2 separate regions of the Homo sapiens genome follow, and region 1 is linked to region 2. The links are chromatin loops, found by intact Hi-C in ENCODE. Cell type or tissue: ascending aorta. All regions are shown on one strand. Each heading gives the region's core, and the rest is flanking DNA. Links, peaks and the distances in the headings are about the cores only.

Region 1 (5,000 bases), core at 1-5,000, 54 kb after region 2:
CTTGTCCCTGGGTGGTCAAGAACAGAGTATTCCTTCTTTCTGAGCTGCTCAGTGTTCTGGCTGCTTTTCAGAATGTGCAGCCCATCCCCCAGCCTCTCAGAAGCCCCACCCCAGCCAGCAGCCTGACAGAGCTCACAATTCTGTTTTAAGCTTACTCCCTTACAACTAGTTTTATTTCCTAGTCTGACATCTTGGGAGGATGGGTGAGACCAAATCTGTTACATCAGTGTCTAGATGGAGCATTCGCTAGTTCAGGCCAAGACATTATGAGTTTCATTTTTATGGCTCTCCCAATCCTTGTGTGTGCAGATTTTATTGTGTTAGGAGTTAAAAATGTAATAAGCAAGGAGAAAAAAAAAATTAAGTCACTTCAGCTAAAGACTACAGCCTAACAAAATCCTTAACAGACGCTTGTTAGTCCTGTTGCTGGGAAGTATTTGTCCAGCAGACCTGGAACAGTTTAAAAAAGGAGTGGGGGTTTGGTTAACATTAAAGAAACACAAAGATTTTTCATCTGGCTCTGGGGGAGACCAGAGCCACAGAGGGAACAAGAAAAGAAAGAGGGGATTGAACATTTTTGCAAACAAATGATAAAACTGCCTTTTAAAGAAGGAGGGGGGATCCCTTGTCCAAACAAGACTTCTGCCAGGGTAGGAAATCATTTCTGCAATTGTTTACAATGCTCAGGCAGCCGGTCCTAAGTCAACATGGCCTGGGAGCGTTGCCCTGGAGCCTCCTGCCTTTGCCAGCCGCCTGCCATCTCGAGCTCAGCTATTTCTGGGACTTAGCTCCCTCCCTTGAAAAACAAACCGTGGCCCTCACTGTCATACCCAATAAACCCCCCAGTTTGTGCAGCCTTAATCATGTTTTCCAGAAGAGTTCTCCAACTGACGGCCTGGATGCAATGTGTTGGGCTCAGGAGAGCCAGTATGTGTGGGGGAAGGGAAGCTCTCATTTGTGGATGCCAAGATGGAAATTTCCATTGCAGTACAAGATGGCTTCACCTGTGGCCAAGGAAACCTACTTCATCTCAAAGAGGAGAACTTGGCTAATGAACAGCCTGAAATTTATGTCCTTTCTTACAGTTTGTTCCATAAACCCAGAGCAAAGTTTGCTTTTACTAAAAAGCACCATAATTACTAGTCATAACCCTTCACATCTGGTTGTCACTTAGTGTAGAAGTCTTTTCACTTCTGTTATCTCATTTGTTCTCCACCATGAGAAAGGCATTATTAGTCCCATTTATTTACCTTTTTTGAAAAAAAAAAAAAAAAAAAAAAAAGATGAGATCTCACTATGTTTCTCAGGCTGGTCTTGAGCTCCTAAGCTCAAGTGATCCTCCTGTCTTGGCCTCTCAAAGTGCTAGGATTACAGGTGTGGACCACTGTACCCAGTCAATCCCATTTATTTAATTAATCCATCTATTTGTCTCCTTATTTGGTGTTAATAATACAGTCATGTGGCTTGAAAATTTTAAATTCCAGTGAAAAGATGTCTTCTCTTCTACTCTTCCACAATTCTTCTGGTCTCTATCTGCCCACAGGTAACCACTACTGTTCATTTTTCTGTGTATCTCTCCAGAGATGCTTTATGTATATCTAAGCAACTTGGGGTGGTACAAGGAGAAAGAGTATTGCAGAGAGACAGAAAAGTCCCAGGCACTAGGCCTAGCTCTGTCTCCAGTTGGCTGTTTGACATTGTGCATGCTACTTTCCCTCTCTGAACCTCACTTACCTCACTTACGTCATCTGTGAAAATGAGAATAAAAGCTAACATTCATTAGGCTTATATGTGCCTGCCACTGTGATAAGTGTTTTTATATGTGTTAGTTGAATTAAGCTCGCTACAGTCCTATAAGGAGGCACTGTAAGTCCCATTTATCCATGACAAACTGAGGCACAGAGAAATTAAATATCTTGCCCAGGTCCTAGTTAATTAGAGGGAGAGCCTGGGTTTTATGAAGCTAGGTAGTCTAACAGTAGAGCTCATTCACCACTTAAACCCCTGCGCTATATACGGCCACTCATTTATGATACTGGCACTACCAAATGATGGCTTGAAACAGGAGGCTGCCCCAGAGTGGTTCCTCCCAATTTAGGTATCTAAAATCCTATGTCCAGTTCCCATAAAACCCTGGCCAGGCAGCTCTGAGTCACTCAGCCCCATTCAGATGGGATGGTGACAGCTGGCAAAGAGCAGCAGACAGCAGGGCAAGGCTCAGGCATGAACCCTGATGTCAGACCAGTGCTTCCCCCTGTGTCCCTCCAGGGGAATCAGGACAACTCCTTAATAAGAATTTCTTATTTTTTATCAGAGGTAGTAACGCACGTAATTTAAAAAGCCAACTCATATTCAGAGACAAAAGACAGCAGCCCAGAACAAACACTTTTAACTCCTTTGGTTAGTTCTGTATATATTTATCTCCCTTATTCTTGTCAACCTTAAATAATATTCAGAAAGTATGATTAAATATAGAGTTCATTTGAGCCCAAAGCTTGAGGATGGCCACCCAGGAACATGGATTCAAGTTGCCCTGAATATACATTCTAATTAGCAGCACCTACAAATGGGTTTTTAAAGGGAAAAAAAGAAGAGGCAGTTCCTAAGTTGTTTAACAAGAATTTACATTAAAGTAACATAAGCTATTAATTGGTTATACATTGTTCTTTGTATCACAAATTCTAGGAACATGAAGATAATGGGTGAGGCCAGCTAGTCAGGAACAAAATGCCTTTAAACAATTGCCCCCAGGGCATGGGCGGGATGCAGAGGTGGGGGTGAGGGATGAGAGTAGGGGCCTGACTGAAGTCCCAGGTCTCTCTGAGCCAAGTAAATTTTGCATACCTCTCATAGCTTACAGCAGTCTGAGCTATTTTTCTTTTTTCATTCTAAACCTAGATAGTAAATATTTTCAGCTTTGTGAGCCATACAATCTTTGTTGCAATTTCTCAACTGCCTTATATCTAGAAAGCAGTCAGGCAATATATACATAAATGGACATGGCCATCTTCCAATACAACCTTATTTACAAAAACAGATTTTTAAAGCAAAAACAGATTTGACCTGTTGATGCGGGATTTTTCTCGGTCACTTTGCCAGCCAGAGACCTCCAGCCAGCAATACCCCTGGCCCAGGCCTTGCTCGGGCCTGGGTTCACCACAGGAGAGGCCCCATCTACTGCTGGGCTATGCCTGGCTTGCACTCCAGTGTGGGTGCTGTGTCTGCTGTGACTGTGCTGGCAGGAGGGGATGTGTGAGCCAGTGACAGCAGGGTCCAGCCAGCTGTTCTAAGAGCCGGCACAGGAGTGGGATCCATGCAGGGCTTGTGGCTGAACCAGGTGTGTCACAAGCGACTCCTGTGGTAGACTCTGGTGTCCAGACGAGGGGAATGTGGTGGCACCCAAGCAGCGGTGCCCTGGACCCTGAAGCCCAGAGGGTGTGTTACAGTGTGCTAATTAGCTCTTTTAGTCCCATTTTCCGTGGCCCAATGGATGGCAGTGTGTTAACAGCTCTGTCAGCCCCGTTGACCCGCTCCAGCCCGTGGCTCGGCCTTGCTGCTGCTTCCTATTGTTTAGGGCAGCTGCCTTCTGCTGGCAGAGGGCAGAAGGCCACAGTGTTACAGCCTTCTTTGTACCTGCATTCAGTGGGTCCTGAGTTCTTGTTTCACATCCAAGAATAATGAGGTTATGCTGACAAAGGGTGAGGAGGGCAGAGAAGAATTTTATTGAGCAATGAAAACAGCTCTCAGCAGAGCAGGGACACAAGGTTGGTCCCCCACTTGAAATCAGGTGGTCTTTCAATCAATGTGGCTGGGTCTGAGGCTTTTATGGGCCCAGAATGGGAGAGTGCATGCTGATTGGTTTGTGAGTACGCAAGAAAGCCTAAAACGAAGGTACCACTCAAAGGTGGGCATGACGGTGTAAAATCCCAATTGAGGAAGGGTAGATACATGTAAAATAGGTGAAGGGTAGGGATCAATCAGGGGAAAGCACACCAAATGGGAAGAGAGGTTCTCAATCTGGTCCAAGGATTTACCCAGGACTTGTAGCTAGGGTTCAAACAGTCTTTGGCTTGAAGGTCAGGTTTCACTGGGGACCCACCTCTGTCTGACTAGGATTTGTCTGCTTCCTGTTGCTAATCACTGTGGGATGTAGTTTACTGATATCTGTTGTAAATTCTTAAATTTCTGTTTCTTAATTTATAAATTTTAATTAATTTTCTATTGTGGTCAATAAAAATTTCTTTTTCTTCATTTCTATTTTTATTTTTTGAGACAGGGTCTCACTCTGTCACCCAGCTGGGTGACAATCATTACTGACTGCCTGGAGTGCAGTGGCACAATAATGGCTCACTGTGGCTTCAACATCCTGGGCTCAGGTGATCCTCCTACCTCAGCCTCCCGAGTAGCTGGGACTACAGGTGTGCACCACCACGCCTGGCTAATTTTTTGTATTTGTTTTTGTAGAGATAGGGTTTCACCATATTTCCCAGGCTGATCTCAAACTCTTGGGCTCAAGCAATTCTCCTGCCTCTATCTCCTGAAGTGCTAGAATTATAGGCATGAGCCATTGTGCCTGGCCCCCAAGAATTTACCTTTCTTAAACAGCTCTCCTCTCTGCAGTTGTTTACCCTCCCAACTCATCCTAATAGAGTTATATTGTAATTATCAGTTACATTAATATTCAATGTTTATATTATGACTAGGTAAATACTGTTCTCTGTTGAGCCAAACAATATACCATCTCCTTTCTCATACGGCCTTTGTTTTTACCTGGAGTTAACTATTTCATTCTTTTTTTTTTTTTTTCATTTGCATGGTGTATTTGACTTTCAACAGCCTCTCTCAGAATTTTCTACATGGTTTAACACCTCTTTTTTCCAGTGCTACTGTTTTGCTGGAGGAGGCCCTCCTACAGCCTTCCAGACTGCCACTCCAGTGTAGACTGGGATTCCCTGGGCCTGGGCTTATCTCTTATCCTAAAACTTTCTTTCTCCACTATC
Region 2 (16,255 bases), core at 1,465-6,464:
GCTGCTGGGGAGCCTGAGGCAGGAGGATCCTTTGAGCCCAGGAGGTCAAGATTGATGTGAGCTGTGATCCCACCACTGCACTCCAGCCTGGGTGACAGAGTGAGACCCTGTCTCAAAAAAAAAAAAAAAAAATGGTATGCCCATTTTACAGATGAGGAAACTAAGGTTAGGAAACTTAAGTGACTTGCCCAACTAGTATGTGGTGGAACCCAGACTGAGACATGGGCTCTTAACCCCCCTGCTACTGTGTGTCATGTGAGAAATGTTGGAGAGGAAGTCCTGGGATCTCCTCCTGAAGAAATTGTCCCCACTACTGGATCCAAGCCCTCAGAATCAATTCATCCGTGAAACATTCACTGAGCCTCCTCTGTGTTCCAGGCCCTGAGGATAAAACGTGATCTGAGTCTTCAAGTAACTCAGGAGCCAGGGTGAACAGCCAGGGACGGGAGTCGGCCAAAGGAGGGGCCTTGGCAGGGGTAGGGAGGGTGAGGAGGTGCTTCCAGGAGGTGGCGGCAACCTGCTTGAGTCTTAAAGGACAGGAAGAGCCAGGCTGGTAAAGGGGTGAGGGTTGGGAAAAGGGCATTGAGGGCAGAAGGGCTTGAGCACAGAGGGGAAAGAAACCCCTGAGAGACACCATCAGCACACTCATTTCAGCTCTGCGGCTCACCTGCCTCCACTGTCCCCGCTTCTGCCGCTGCCCTGGTTACCAGAAGTCGTTTTGTTCAGTGGGAAGGTGGGCACAGGTCACTGCTAGGGGTGGGTACCTGAACATGCCAACCAGAGCCTCCTTTTTCCAAGATGTTTGAACATGGGTCAGATGGTCTCTCTCCAGGGCCTGACGGTGAGAGGTGCAGCCTGCAGAAGGCCTTAGCAGTGGGTGTGCAGGGGGCACCGTGAGAGTGGGCAGACCAGGCTGTCTGAGCAAGGACTCAACACACCTCTGAGGTCCCGCTGCATGCTCAGCATGGGTCCCGGGACACATGCCAGGGCCTTCTTAACACATTTCTTGTTTCCTTTAGATTGTCCAAATTGGGTTTCTGTCACCTGTAACCAAAGATCCTTGCTGACACAGCCCCTGAGTTGGTCAGACTCAGGAGAGGGACATTTAAACTAAGAGAGGCTCACCTATAGATCAGGAAGCCAACTGACTCATTTCCCGTGAGAAGTGTCACGGCTCAGTGGGTCAGCCTTTCACATCATTACTGCCGGTGTCTCCTTTCCCTGGAGAAAAGCCATCTGGATTGACAACTGGCCTCTTGGAGCAGGCCCCAGGCCCAGCAAGGATCTATAGCTAGAGGCATCAAGCAAGGACTGCCCAAGGGTCCAAAAACTGTTTCTGTTAAGGTCCAGACAGTGAATATTGTAGACTTTGCAGTCTCTGTTGAAACCATTCAACTCTACCACTGCAGTGTGAAAACAGCCACAGACAGCACATAAATACATGAGCATAGCTGTGTTCCAATAAAACTTTACTTATAAACATTGAAATTTGAATTTCATACAGTTTTCATGTGTCCTGATGTATTACTCTCTCTTTTTTCTTTTTTGAGACGGAGTCTTGCTCTGTTGCCCAGGCTGGAGTGCAGTGGCGCAATCTCAGCTTACTGCAACCTCTGCCTCCTGAGTTCAAGTGATTCTCCTGCCTCAGCCTCCTGAATAGCTGGAATGACAGGCACACACCACCACACCTAGCTAATTTTTGTATTTTTAGTAGAGACAGGGTTTTGCCATGTTGGCCAGGCTGGTCTGGAACTACTGACCTCAGGTGATCCACCCGCCTCGGCCTCCCAAAGTGCTAGGATTACAGGCGTGGGCCACAATGCCTGGCCAATATATTACTCTTCTTTCAACTTTTTTAAGAACATTAAAGCCATTCTTAGCTCTCAGACCAAGCAGAAACCAGTGGTGAGGGACCAGATTTAGCTTTGCAGCCTGTAGTCTGCCTGCTGTTGGCCTAGGGCATGAACACGTATGCTGAGAAAGAAGATGGTTGACAAGGAGGCTGGACAACTGGGTCCATGGGCCAGGCCAGGGACACTTCTGGGGCTGCTATGCAGGCTTGTCACTCTAGCTGCTTCTTCTCTAGCCATTCAGATCACCCTCTTCAGTCTACACCCTCCTGAAGAAGAAGCTCAGGACCCATGAGTGGGCTTAAGTGCTTGGAAATGATGACATGTCTAGTCTTGCCTTCCAAAATTTAGCCTTGGACTGCCTTGATGCAGCCGCTCCTGACGCTTCTAGGGGCAGCTGTCCTGCCCCTATCCCCTGTGAAAAGCAGATTATGAAAGCCCACTCATCCCACCCCACACAACCCAGGACCCAGAGGCCAGGGAGAGAATAGGCTGGCTGCAGCCGCTGACTCATGCCCTGGCATGAAGGCATGAACTTGTTCGAGAGGGATCTTAAAAGATACAGTAGGAAGCTGCAGTTACAAGTGGGCTCTGTGGCTGGGTGTGGTAGCTCACACCTGTAATCTCAGCACTTTGGGAGGCCGAGGCAGGTGGATCACTTGAGGTCAGGAGTTCAAGACCAGCCTGGCCAATATGGTGAAAACCTATCTTTACTAAAAATACAAAAACCAGCAAGGTGTGGAGGCATGTGCCTGTAGTCCCAGCTACTCGGGAGACTGAGGCAGGAGAATTGCTTGAACCCGGGAGGTGGAGGTTGCAGTGAGCCGAGATTGTGCCACTGCACTCCAGCCTGGGGAACAGAGTGAGACTCTATCTCAAAAAAAAAAAAAAAAAAAAGTGAACTCTGTGACTGGAAGGTTGAGTAGATTCAGGGACCAGGGTAGTTGTAGGAGGCCAGATGTCAGTTGAAGTTGGGGGAATGGAGATTGGTGGAAGAGATAACAGTGGGTATCCTGGAGACAGAGATTGACCGACTGACTGGCTGAAAGAGAGACAGACACAGCAGGTGAATCCCAGACCTGCCTTGTTTCTGGCCCTTCCTGAGGCTTGACTAGGGGGTCTTCACTGTAACTTCATAGCCCCCTTCCCCTATACCTGGGGTAATCTGGGTAATCCCAATGCTTCTCCAATACGTTCTATCAAACCAGAAGCTGTGGAGCAGGTAATTTCTTTCTATTTATTTATTTTTGGATTGGTATAAATTTATGGGATACAAGTATAATTTTGTTACATGCACAGAATTCGTAGTGGTGATGTCAGGCTTTCAGGGTATCCATCACCCAAATAACATACATTGTACCCATTAAGTGAATTCTCATCATCCATCCCCACATCCCCTTCTCTGCGTCCACTATCATTCATACTCACACCCATATGTATACATTATTTAGTTCCCACTTATGAGTGAGAACATGAGTATTTGTCTTTCTGTGTCTGACTTTTTTCACCTAACAACCTCCAGTTCCATCCATGCTGCTGCAGAAGACACAATTTCATTCATTTTTGTGTCTGAACACGATTCCATTGGGTATACAGATCATATTTTATTTATCCAATCATCTGTTGATGGAGACGTAGGTTGATTCCATGTCTTGGAGGACGTCATTTCCGCTGTTGGCGGAACTCATCCTGAGCTTCTGATCTTACTCTCCAAGGGAACTCTGCACTTCATGTTGGGGACTTTTTGCTGTCTTGGTGTCTGCAGGTTGGAATCTTGCTTCAGCCACAAAATTTCAGTTGGGTGGTCTGGGTCTCACTTCCCTCACCTCTTAAATGGCTGTCCTGCATCATGCACCATTTACTATGACAATGTTGACCTTTATCTGAGCCCTGTGCCTCCAGAAGGCAGCGACGATAAAGTTCTCCAACCTCTTTAAGTTCCAAGGAAAGAGCTAAGCCACAAAGGACCACCTTAAGCTCGCATCCCAAGGAAATACGGATCTCCATCCTTTCTTACTATTCCCTAAGATTCGCTGATGACTCCATTGTTTACCTGCCTCTCTAAAACCCCAGTCCCCTTTGAGATGCTCCTCATTAATGAACGTTCTCCCTATTGCAATGGCCTGAATGAAATCTTAACTGTCTGGGGCTTTTGGCGTTCACAATGACCATAATTGTGCTATTGTAAGCGTCAATCGGGGGCGCAGCCGGAGTCCCAGGTCCCAGTCCTGGCTTCCCCATGTCAGGCTTCCCCTTCGGGCCGGTTTCAGGTCTCAATTGGGAGCTCCCTAAGGGCCCCTGGCTTAGAATATGTGTGAGTGGCAACCCAGTCCCTCAACCCCTGCGCGGGGAGCCGGGGCAGAGCGAACTGCTGTAACTTTCGCACGCCGCCACCAGAGGGCGGCGGCTCCGCGGAGGAGGGCCCCAGCCTCTGCGCCGGCTCGCGCCCGCAGTGCCTTTAAAACGTGCGTTGGAAGTAGACGCCACGCAGCCTGCTTTCCAGAGTCCCGGCGTTTCCCCTCTTCCACCGCTGCACTCCAGGGGCCTCCCTTACGCGTCCGCACGCGGCGAGTCCTTCCACTATGCAGGGCGCGCCGCAGGACTCTTGAGTGGGCGGGAAGGCTGGAAAGCCAGCCTGGAGCTTCTGGTCTCTAGTGCTGTGCAGGGCACAAGGTCCCTGCCCCTCCCGCGGCCGCTGGCCTCTCTTCTCCTTAAGCCAGGTCGAAGGATTCCTGAGGCAGCGGGAAATGGGGAGGAGGGACAGGAGTCCCAAGACCACTGTCTTGGGTGCGGGATTTAACCAGTCACACCCGTCAGCCCCTTGGAACGTCACAGTGTTCCCTTAAAGTGGGCAAGACAAGAACTGTTGCCCCGTCTGAAAGTGGGCAAACGGGCTCCCAAAGAAAAAAGTTGATTAGGAGAGCTAGTAAATGGCAGAATTAGGACAGGAACTCAGTTCTCCTAGGCCCAGACTTGGAGCTCTTGGGGTGGGGCAGCACAGAGATGGCTGTCTGCCTGGCGTAAGTAAACTGGTCCCTTCAGCAGAAACGGGCGCTGCACATCCTCTTCCCGCAGGACGGCGACCCCTGGACATCAAAATGCAGCCACTTTTGGACTCAAATTGTAGAGTTCTTTTTTGTTGTTGTTGTTATTTATGTATGTATTTATTTATTGACACGGAGTCTCGCTCTGTCACCCAGGCTGGAGTGCAGTGGCGCGATCTTGTGTCACTGCAACCTCCACCTCCCGGGTTCAAGCAATTCTCTTGCCTCAGCCTCCCGAGTAGCTGGGACTACAGGCGCCCGCCACCACGCCTGGCTAACTTTTGTATTTTTAGTCGAGACGGGGTTTCACCATGTTGATCAGGCTGGTCTCGGACTCCTGACCTCGTGATCCACCCGCTTCGGCCTCCCAAAGTGCTGGGATTACAGGCGTGAGCCACCGCACCCGGCCCAAATTGTAGAGTTCTATGTACAGCCACGTTTCCATGATCTTTTTTTGTTGTTTTTGTTTTGTTTTTGTTTGAGACACAGTCTCACTCTGTTGCTCAGGCTGGAGTGCAGTGATGCGATCTTGGCTCACCGCAACGTCCGCCTCCCAGGTTCAAGTGATTCTCTTGCCTCAGCCTCCTGAGTAGCTGGGATTACAGGCGCACACCACCACGCCTGGCTAATTTTTGTATTTTTAGTAGAGAGGAGGTTTCACCATGTTGGCCAGGCTGCTCTCGAACTCCCAGCCTCAAGCGATCCACCACCTCGGCCTTCCAAAGTGCTGGGATTACAGGTGTGAGCCACTGCGCCCGGCGTGTTTGCTTTTTAAAGTGCATATGTCTACATACACATTTTAGAGGCAAATAGAAATACAAAAGCCAAACTGTCCACAGTGGCTGTCTGTGGCAGTTGGAGTAGCAGTAATGGAAATTGCATTTTCTCTGTATTGTCCAAAATATTCACTACTAGCATATATAAATCAGAAAGAGGAGCAATGATTCAGGACTTCTGTTTGACAAAATGATAATAATAATAATTCCTCTTTAAATAATTGGAAAATACAGGCTGGATGCAGTGGCTCATGCCTGTAATCCTAGCACTTTCGGAGGCCGAGGTGGGAGGATCCCTTGAGCCCGGGAGTTTGAAACCAGCCTGGGCAACATGTCAAAACTCCATCTCTACAAAATAAAAAATAAAAATAAATAAAAATGGGAAAATAAAGAGAATGAAGAAAATAAAATTCATCAGTACCCCCTGCCAAATATTGGTATTTTTCTTTCTGGTTGGTTTCTTTCTCTACAAAATGTGAATAACGGTATTAACTGTACAGGAATGTTGTGAGGATTGAGTGAGAGAACGTATATAATAGTTAACATTCCAGAAGTGTTAGCTATTTTTATATGTAACAAAATCAGCACCAGACTGTATCTACTGTTTCTGTGCTGCCGTCTTCACAGCCAACATTGCTTCATGAACAGTTTCCCATTCAATTATGCTTTTTAAAATTGTATTTTTAGTGATAGTACAGTATTTTATTACATTTAAGTACAATTTATTTAAGTTATCCCCTATTGTTAAGCCTTTAGATTGTTTCCAATTTTTGCTGTTAAAATAACAGAGAGATTAACATCTTTAAACATCTACCTTTGTCAGCATTTCTGATTATTTCCTTAGATGAATTTTTTAGAGGTAGGATTACTGGGACAAAGGGTGCAAATATTTTTCAGGCTTTTGACTCAGGTTACCAAATTGCTTCCCAGAAAGATCTTGCCAATTTACATTCCCACCTGCAGTGCGTGAGAATGTCTGCCCCACAGCACACAAAGGAGGGATTTTATTTTGGGATGGGTGAGATTTGAGTCTGTTGCTGAACCGAGGAAAATGAGCCCCCCAAGCCCCATAGCGAGGTAGAGTTTAAACTTCGGGACAGAGAGGGGATGTCAAAACAGGCAAAGTCCATGGGAGAAAGGGAGGGGATTTGGAGCAGGTTTACAGAGATTGTCTTGGATTTAAGAAGGGACACCTTGTGTTTGGAGACTGATGGAAAGAGGTATGATTGGGTGTAGACAGAATCATTGTAAGGAGGTAGGTGGATTCAAGAGGCTAGTCCCTAGTGGCTACCTTTTCTCAGTCAAGTAGGAGGTTGGGTCATCTATCCAAAGGTAATAGGTGAGCCTGAGAAGGGGACTTGAGGAGAGAGGTGCGACCCTTTAACTTGAGGACAATAAAAGAGTTGACTGTCCAGTTGAGGGTGATGACTTTGAGTTTGTCATGGCACCATTCTGCAGAGCTGTGGGTACTTTCTCTACAGCACGCAGTCACCTGGGGAAAGAAAAAGTCATACATATTAATTTAAACCAAATCTTTCAAAATGTGGTCAACAGTAGAAAACTATTTTTGGGGAGCTGGAGGGATTCATGGTAATGAAAAACTTGTGGGTTTCTGGAGTTGTACCGAACTTTCAAGGATCAGTTAATTTCTATCTTATATAAGTTGTTCCAGAAAGTTAGAAAAGACCAAAGTTGCCCAGATCATTTTATGAAACCAATATAATCTTGATTCCAAAATCAGTAAGGACAAAGCAATAAATAAATGTATTAAGTTCATTTCACCTATGAATGCATGTATAAAAATCCTGGCCAGACACGGTGGCTTACACCTATAATCCCAGCACTCTGGGAGGCCAAGGCAGGCAGATCACTTGAGGTCGGGAGTTCAAGACCAGCCTGGCCAACATGGTGAAACCCCGTCTCTACTAAAAATACAAAAAATTAGCTGGGCATGGTGGCATGCACCTGTAATATTAGCTACTTAGGAGGCTGAGGCAGGAGAAACGCTTGAGCCTGGGAGGCAGAGGTTGTAGTGAGCCGAGATTGCTCCATTGCACTCCAGCCTGGGCAACAGAGCGAGACTCTGTTAAAAAAAAAAAAAGAATCTTAAATAAAATAGCAACTAATCTAGTTATATGTTTTTTGAAAGTAGGTTTATCCCAGGAATTCCAGCTCAACATTGAAAATCACCCCACTTTAATAAAGGACAAAAATCACATGAAAAAAATCACATGAGTATCTCAAATGGTGAAGAAAAAGCAGCATATTGATAAAGTTTTTCACCTATTTTTTATTTATGAATAACTCAGCATATGACTTCCTTGAACTTATGAAAATGAAAAAAAAAAAAAACTTAGCAAACTGGAAATAGGAAAGGTGTGTTTAATTTGATAAAGGTTATATAGGGCCAGGTGCAGTGGCTAACACTTGTAGTCCCAGCACTGTGGGAGGCCAAGGCAGGAGGATTGCTTGAGCCCAGGAGTTCGAGACTAGCTTGGACAACATAGTGAGACCCCATTTCTACCAAAAATACAATAATTAGCCAGGGGTGGTGGCACATGCCTATAGTCCTAACTACTTGGGAGGCTGAGGTGGGAGGATGGCTTGAGCCTCAGAGGTCGAGGCTGCAGTGAGCCATGATTACACCACTTCACTCCAGCCTGGGAGACACAGCACGACCCTGTCTCAGAAAAAACTGGTTATATAGCAAAAACTTAAAGCAAACACTACACTTAATGAAGAAACTAGGAGCATTCACTTTAACATCTGGAACAAAATAAGGCATCCAACTGTACTGCTATCATTTACTATATAATAATAGAAGTTCCAGACAAAGCTATGAATGAAGAAAAATGTAAGACATACAGGATGAGAAGAAATAAAATTGTCACTATGTGAAGATATTTTCATTTGTCTTGAAAAGCAAAGAGAATCAGCATAGACTTTTAAAATTAAGATAATTCAGTCATTTAGTAGATAGAAGATTGACCAAAAATAAATCCTTAACATTTGTCTTCACCACAAACAACATCTATTCACAACAGCAACGACAAAGTATAAAAAAATCTAGTAATGTACTTAATTAAAAATATCTATGGAGAAAACATGAAAATGCTAATTAAGGATGTAGAAAATAACCTGACTAAATGGAGAGAAATTTTATGTTCTTGGATGAAATGATTGAATATTATATAGGAATCAGATCTTTATGAGTTAATCTATAAGTTCAATGGAATCCCAATAAAAATTCTAGCTCTATTTTCCAGGAACTTGATAAACTCACTCTCAAATTTGTGTGGACAAACAGGACTAAGTCAACCTTAAAAAAATAAAGAGCTAGAATTTGTCCTACCAGATATTAAGCACACTACAAAGCTATGTCAAACCAAACCAAATCAAACAACATTGTTTTGGCACCAAAACAGACCAATAGACCATGGAATGGAATAGAAAACTGAAAGTCAGACCATTAGCATACAGGTGGGAGACATCACAAATCAATGAAGAAAGCAGATTAAACCCGTTCGCTATGTGGGGGGAAAATCTAGAATCCCTGCCTTACACCAAAGGGAAAGGTATATGCTGTGTGGTGTTCTGATATATATATTGGTTTTCGTCCATATATTGGCTCCTAACTCCCATAGCCCTTGTTACAGTCTTGTTAGAATGTTCAGTGTGTGAGGCCTCAGGAAACACAATCTCTCTTCTGCCCTCCTTTCACCTGCCCCAAGGCAGACATCTAATCTATCCCCACTTTTCTGATTGTGGGTCTTAAGACCCTCCCTGAGCGGATTCCACCTCATACCCTGAGGGGCAAGAATGTTTCCATAAAAATCCAAGAGGACTGGGTTCAGAGAGATCCAGATAGCTGAACACATGCAGGCTGACAGGAAGAACGCATTCATGGGCCTGGAGGGTGGTGTATCCCAACTCCATGGGGACAGAAGCTCCTGTGCTGGAGACCCTTCCAGAACTCGCTAGAGGTCTCTTCATCTGGCTGTTTATTTGTATCCTTTAAAATATCCTCCTTAGTAAACTGGTAAATGTGTTTCCCTGAGTTCCGTGAGCTGCTCTAGCAAATTAATCAAGCCTAAAGAGACGGGCGTGGGAACCCCAACTTGAAGTCAGTTGGTCCGAAGTTCTGAGGCCTAGAGTTGTGGCTGCGGGGAAGGAGGGAGAAGTCTTGGGAACTGAGCCCTCAACCTGTGGGATCTGACACTATCTCCAGGTAGATAGTATCAGATATGAATTGGAAGACACCAGCCAGGTGTCTGCTGCTTGGTGGTGGGGGAAACCCACACACATCTGGTCACAGGAGGTTCTGTGTTGATGATTGTTGCTGTGTGATGTAAAACACTAAGTGATGTAAAACTTTAAGGTGAGAAATAAAACCAAAGTTAATAGAAGAAAATATAAGGGACTATCTTTGAAACTTGGGCTGGGAGAGGGACTCATTAAACAGAACTTCAAAGGCACAAACCCAAAGGCAAAAAATGCATTAATTTGATGACATCCAAATTAACTATTTCCATACAAAAGAGGATACTATGGACAATAGGTGACAGAATAGGTGAAGATATCTGTAAATCTAAAAATGATAAGGGATTAATACACAGAATATGCAAGTACCATTGACACAGGCTTTTATTCTCAGTCACTTTGCAAGCCAGGAACCTCTGGCTGGCAATGCCCCACCCAGGCCTCCCTTGACCACACTACCTGTTGCAGGAGATGGCCTGCCCACTTGGCCCACCCATGCTGAGTATGGCTTGCACACCTGTTCCTGAGTTCTTGTCCTGTGCCCAAGAAGAATGAGGATGCACTGACAGTCAAAGAATGAGCAAGGCAGGGAATTTTATTGAGTGATGAAACAGCTTTCAGCAGAGAGGGGATGCAGGGGTGGTCCGCCTACCCGAAGGCTGGAAAGTCCCCATAATATGACTAAGTCCGGGGCTTTTTACAAGCTCAGAATGGGGGAGGGGCAGGCCACAGGTAGTATTGGAAAAAGCAACATTCTATTGGTTAAAAGGCATTCAGAAAGAATCAGTTGGGAAAGGGAGGCAAAAAGAACAGAAGTTCTCATTCTGGGTTGCAGTTTCATCCAGGACCAGCAGTCCAATCTTTCAGCCTTCAGGCTGTTTTTGGCTTTAGGTGGGGTTTCACCGGGGACCTGCCCCTGTCTGCCTAGGCTGCCCCCTGTTGCTGTCACTGTCATCCCTCCATATCCATTGGGGATGGGTTCTACGCTCCCCCTCAGGTACCAAAATCCAGGACTGCTCAAGTTCCTTATTAAAAATGGCGTAGTATTTGCACAAAACTTGTGCGCAACGTCCTGGATACTTTAAATCATCTCTAGATTGCTTATAGTATCTAATATAACGTAAATGCTATGTAAATAGTTGTTATACTGTGTGTTTTTTAAGTCATTGTATTGTTGTTGTTGAGACAAGGTCTCACTCTGTCCCTACAAGAAATTTAAAAATTAGCTGGGGCTGGGTGCAGTGGCTCACGCCTGTAATCCCAGCACTTTGGTAGGCTGAGGTGAGTGAATCATTTGAGATCAGGAGTTTGAGACCAGCCTGACCAACATGGTGAAACCCAAATTAGCCAGGTGTAGTGGTGGGCGCCTGTAATCCCAGGGACTCGGGAGGGTGAGGTATGAGAATTGCTTGAGCCTGGGAGGTGGAGGTTACAGTGATCTGAGATCATGCCAGTGCACTCCAGCCTGGTTGACAGAATGAGACTCCATCTCAAAGTAAATAAAAATTAGATGGGCATGGTGGTGTGTGCCTGTAGATCTAACTATTTGAGTGGCTGAGGTAGGAGGATTTCTTGAGCCCAGGAGATCAAGGCTGCAGTGAGCTGTGATTGAGCCACTGCACTCTAGCCTGGGTGACAGAGCAAGACCCTATCTCAGAAAAAAAAAAGACTCAATTATATTGTTGTGTAAAATATACCCACTTTAAATATAAAGATCCATATAGACTAAAAGTAAAGAGATGGAGAAGGATAAGAAAGATATACCATGCTAACACTAATCAAAGAAAGCTGGAGTAGGTATATTCAGACAGAGCAGACTTCAGAGCAAGCAAATTAAACAGGGATAGGAGGGGCATTACATAATGACAAAGGGGTTGATTCTCCAGGAAGACATAATCTTTAATGGGTATGCCCCTAACAACAGAGCATCAAAATACATGAGGCAAAAACTGATAGAACTGCAAGGAGAAATAGATGAATTCATTATTTTAGTTGGAGACTTCAATACCCCTTTGTTGAAAATGGACTGATCCAGCAGTCAGAAAATCAGTAAGGACATAGTTGAACTCAACAGCACCATCAATCAACAGGATATAATTGACATCTATAGACTACTTCATCCAAAACAGCATAATACACATTCCTCACATGTACCGTTCACCAAAGTAGACCACATTCTGGGCCACAACCTGCACCCTACCTAATTTAAAGGAACAGAAATATTACAATGTATGCTCTCAGACTACAATGGGATTAAACAGAAAGATAGCTGGAAAATCCCCCAAATACTTGGAGACTAAACAACATACTTCTAAATGACATATGGCTGAAAAAGAAATCTCAAGAGAAACCAAAAACTATTTGCAACTAAATGAAAATGAAAACTCAAATTATCAAAATTTGAGGGATGCAGTAAAAGTGCTTAGAGGGATATTTATGACATTGAATGCATATATTAGAAAAAAGTTCTAAAATTATAATTCAAGCTTTCATCTTAGAAAAAGAACAACAAATTAAATGCAAGGCAAGGAAAAGGTAGCAGATCCCATAGAAGAATGGACAGTTTATCAAGAGAAAACTTATAAAAGTGGTAACCCAAACAGGCAAGTTAAGGGAATTATTAAAAATTAAAATCATTAGTAATCAAAGAAATTCAATTTTAAACAACAATGAAATATCAGCCTTACACCTAGAAGACTGGCAAAAATTGGAAAGTTGGAAAATGTCAAGTGTTAGCAGGTAAGTGGAGATATAGTTTCCTTCACATGCTGCTGGTGGGAATGCAGATTGTCAACCATTCTGGAGAGCAGTCTGATACATTAGATATACTAGATAAATTAAATATATGCACAGCCTGGGACCCAGCAGATCTACTCCTGGGTGTATATACACTCAGGATAAGTAATCATACAGGTCCATCAGGGAATACAGATTAGAACATTGGCTGCTGTGTCAGTTCTGCTAGCAGGCAATTGGAGACAAGCAGTTGTCCATCTGGAGAGGAATAAATGGGTGAAATGTGAATGATGCATGTAGTAGAGTGCTTTAGTCTGTTTTATGCTGCTGTAACAGATACCACAGATTGGATGATTTGCAATGAGCCAAGATTTATTTCTTACATTTCTGGAGATGGGAAGTTCAAGATCATGGTGCCGGCATCTGGCAAGAGCCTTCTTGCTGCTGTATCATAAGATGGCAGAAAGCATCAGATGGCAGTAGAGCAAAGAGAGGGTTAGAGAGGGCCAAATTCACTCTTTATCTTTCATTTTTATTTTTTTGAGACAAGGTTTTGTTCTGTCACCCAGGCTAGAGTGCAGTGGCATGATAATAGCTGACTGCAGTCTTGAACTCCTAGGCTCAAGGGATCCTCCCACCTCAGCCTCCCGAGTAGCTGGGACCACAGGTGTACACCACCACACCCAGCTAATTTTTTTTTTTTTTTTTTTTTTTTGTAGAGATGGGGTCTCACAATGTTCCTCAGGCTGGTTTCGAACTCTTGGGCTCAAGCAATTCTCCCACCTCAGCCTCCCAGAGTGTTGAGATTATAGGCATGAGCCACTGTGCCTAGCCCCTAAACTTGAACTCTTGGGCTCAAGCAATTCTCCTGCCACAGCCTCCCAGAGTGTTGAGACTTTGGATTGTCTGTAATGCTCATGCATTACAGGCATGAGCCACTGTGCCTAGCCCCTAAACTCACTCTTTTATAATAGCACCAATCCCACTCATGAGATGGAAGCTGTCAAGTTCTTAAAAGTCCCACCTCTTAATACTGCTACAATAGCAATTAAATTTCAAAATAAGTTTTGGAGGGGACAAACTTTCAAACCATAGCAGATGTATACATAGCAACATGAATGAATCTTAAAAACAGCCCTCAGTGACAAAGGTAGGAAGCATAATGAGATAACTTGATACCATTTATAAATTAAAGTAGATGCACATATTTTTGTAATTTATTGTATATGTTACCAATTTTAAAAATGCATACACACAAAACTTGAAATGGATCATAAGCCTAAATCTGGAAGCTGAAACTGTAAAACTTCAAGGAGAAAACATGGGAAAATCTTATGATTTGAGGTTAGGCAAAGATTTTAGGATTAAAAAAGCATGAATGAAAAAAGAAAAATGAATGAATTGGCATCATCAAAATTAAAAGCATCTGCTTTTCAAAAGGCACCATCAAGAAAATGAAAAGACAAACTGTAGCTTGAGAAAAAATATTTGCAAAACACACAAATGATAAAGGGTTTTGTGACAGTCATCAACTTATTGCTTCTTGGCTCCAAATTCACCCTTCTTTACCTGCTCTGTGATAATGGAGGTGGGTTAAATAAATATTTTTCTTTGATACATGATGTTAAGCCAGTAGTAGGCATGGGAGGAGGAAGAAATTGTCTCTTACTCTTTCCCTTTTCCTGAAAAGGGCAGCTTCTCCAGCTCCCAGTTCTGGCAGTGCATGGTAACCTTCAGTGCCCAGCTGACAGAAGCTTCCCTCAGCATCTTCTCTAAGTGGTGTGCCACTGGCAAGGCACCTGACCATGAACGGCTTCCCCCAGCACCCCATCACCTGAAGAATTTGCAGCAAGTTTCAAGGTATGGCACTTCTCTGTGGACAACACCCCCTAGTACCCTAAAGGGAAGATTCCACTATTACACTGTGAGCCACTTCAGTGTCTTCTCCACCACCCAGGATGCCATGCTGTGCTCTCCCCAGCAGGGTCTGGAGTTCTTCCTTGGACACTCTATCCTGCTGGCAGCGGCTGTTCCCTGTATTTGCCATTCTTGCATTCATCAGAGTTCTCTATAACTCTTATGAGTCGATTTCCCATTACTCAAATCTCCTGTTATTTCTTTATGTTAAACTTTACCTGTTTTCCATTTCTTGATTGGACAGTGATACCAAATTCTATCCAGAATATATACAGAAACCTCCCAACTCAATAATAAATAAAAACACTGACTTAAAATTGAACAAAAGATTTAGAGCTGTTTACCAAATAAGATATAAAACAAACACTAACTTAAAAATAAGATATAAAACAAAAGATTTAAAGCTACTTCGCCAAATAAGATATAAGCACATAAAAAGATTCTCAACATAATTAGTCAATAGAGAATTGCATATTAAAACCACAATGAGATACCATTAACATCACAAAATGCTCAAATTTTAAAATCTTGACAATACAAGCTGAGGATGTAGAGCAACTGAAGCTCTTATTTCTTTTTCTTTTTACCTTTCCTTTTTTCTTCCCTGGGATGGATCCTGAGCAACTAGAACACTTATATATTGCTGATGGAAATGCAAAATGGGACATTGGTTTGGCAATTTCCGATAAAGTTAAATATATACTGATGTATATATCTCATTGTTTTAATATGCAATTCCTTAATGACAAATAATGTTGAGCATTTTGTTGTTGTTGTTGTTGTTGCTGTTTGACAGAGTCTTGCTCTGTTGCCCAGGTTAGTGCACTGGTGCAATCACAGCTCACTGCAGCCTCGATCTCCCAGGCTCAAGTGATCCTCCTGCCTCAGCCTCTCAAGTAACTGGGACTACAAGAGTTTGCTACCACACCAGCTAATTCTTAACTTTTTTGTAGAGACGGGGACTCGCTCTGTTGCCCAGGTGGGTCTCAAACTCCTGGGCTCAAGTGATCCTCCTCGGCCTCCCAAAGTGCTGAGATTACAGACGTGAGCCAACCCCACCCAGACATTTTTAAATGCTTATTTGCCATCTGTTTATCTTATTTGTTGAGATATCTGTTCAGATGATCCATTTTAAAATTGGTTTCTTTGTTTTTGTTGAGTTTTAAGAGTTCATTGTATGTTTTGGATACAAGTACTTTATCAGATACATGTTTTATAAATAATTTCTCTGGTCTGTGACTTTTTCATTCTCTTAACAGTGTCTTGTGCAGAGCAGAAGTTATTAATTTTAATAAAGTTTGACATCAATTTTTCTTTCATGAATCATGCTTTTGGTGTTGTATCTGAAAATTCATAGCCAAATCCAAAGTCATCTAGTCTTTCTCCTTTCTTCTTCTAGAAGTTTTATAGCTCTGCATTTTATATTAAGGCCTATGACCCATTTTGAATTAATTTTTGTGAAAGGTCTAAAGTTTGTTTCTGGATCCTTTTTTTTTTTTTTTTTTTTTTTTGCATATGGTGATTCCAGAGCAATTTGTTGAAAAGATTAACCTTTTCCTATTGAATTGCCTTTGCTCCTTTGTCAAAGATTGGTTGGCTATTACTGAATGTAAATTATACCTTAATAAATTAACATAAGAAATACATATTTTCCAAAAATACAAAAACATTT

Evidence for each region. A loop is a pair of places that touch in the nucleus more often than their neighbours do. Peaks named below come from ENCODE experiments on the same cell type or tissue, not always from the same donor. Only the 100,000 strongest peaks of a DNase experiment are listed, where the experiment ranks them.
Region 1: it touches region 2 in a loop (2.0-fold over the local background); 10 of 110 quality-filtered maps call a loop at or near these places.

The regions. Positions count from the first base shown.
Region 1 is chr15:67,915,063-67,920,062 of GRCh38, forward strand. No RefSeq gene overlaps it. Among named protein-coding and RNA genes, the nearest start is that of RNU6-1, 78 kb to the left of the region's middle. RefSeq lists an enhancer at 3,366-3,952. In ascending aorta, for the core only: a CTCF peak has its summit at 2,242; DNase peaks (open chromatin) are centred at 69, 819 and 2,159; H3K4me3 peaks cover 603 bases; H3K27ac peaks cover 4,899 bases.
Region 2 is chr15:67,859,341-67,875,595 of GRCh38, forward strand. No RefSeq gene overlaps it. Among named protein-coding and RNA genes, the nearest start is that of RNU6-1, 27 kb to the left of the region's middle. RefSeq lists enhancers at 382-882, 938-1,027, 3,377-3,466. In ascending aorta, for the core only: a CTCF peak has its summit at 4,248 (motif pointing right); a DNase peak (open chromatin) is centred at 4,321; H3K4me3 peaks cover 1,037 bases; H3K27ac peaks cover 897 bases.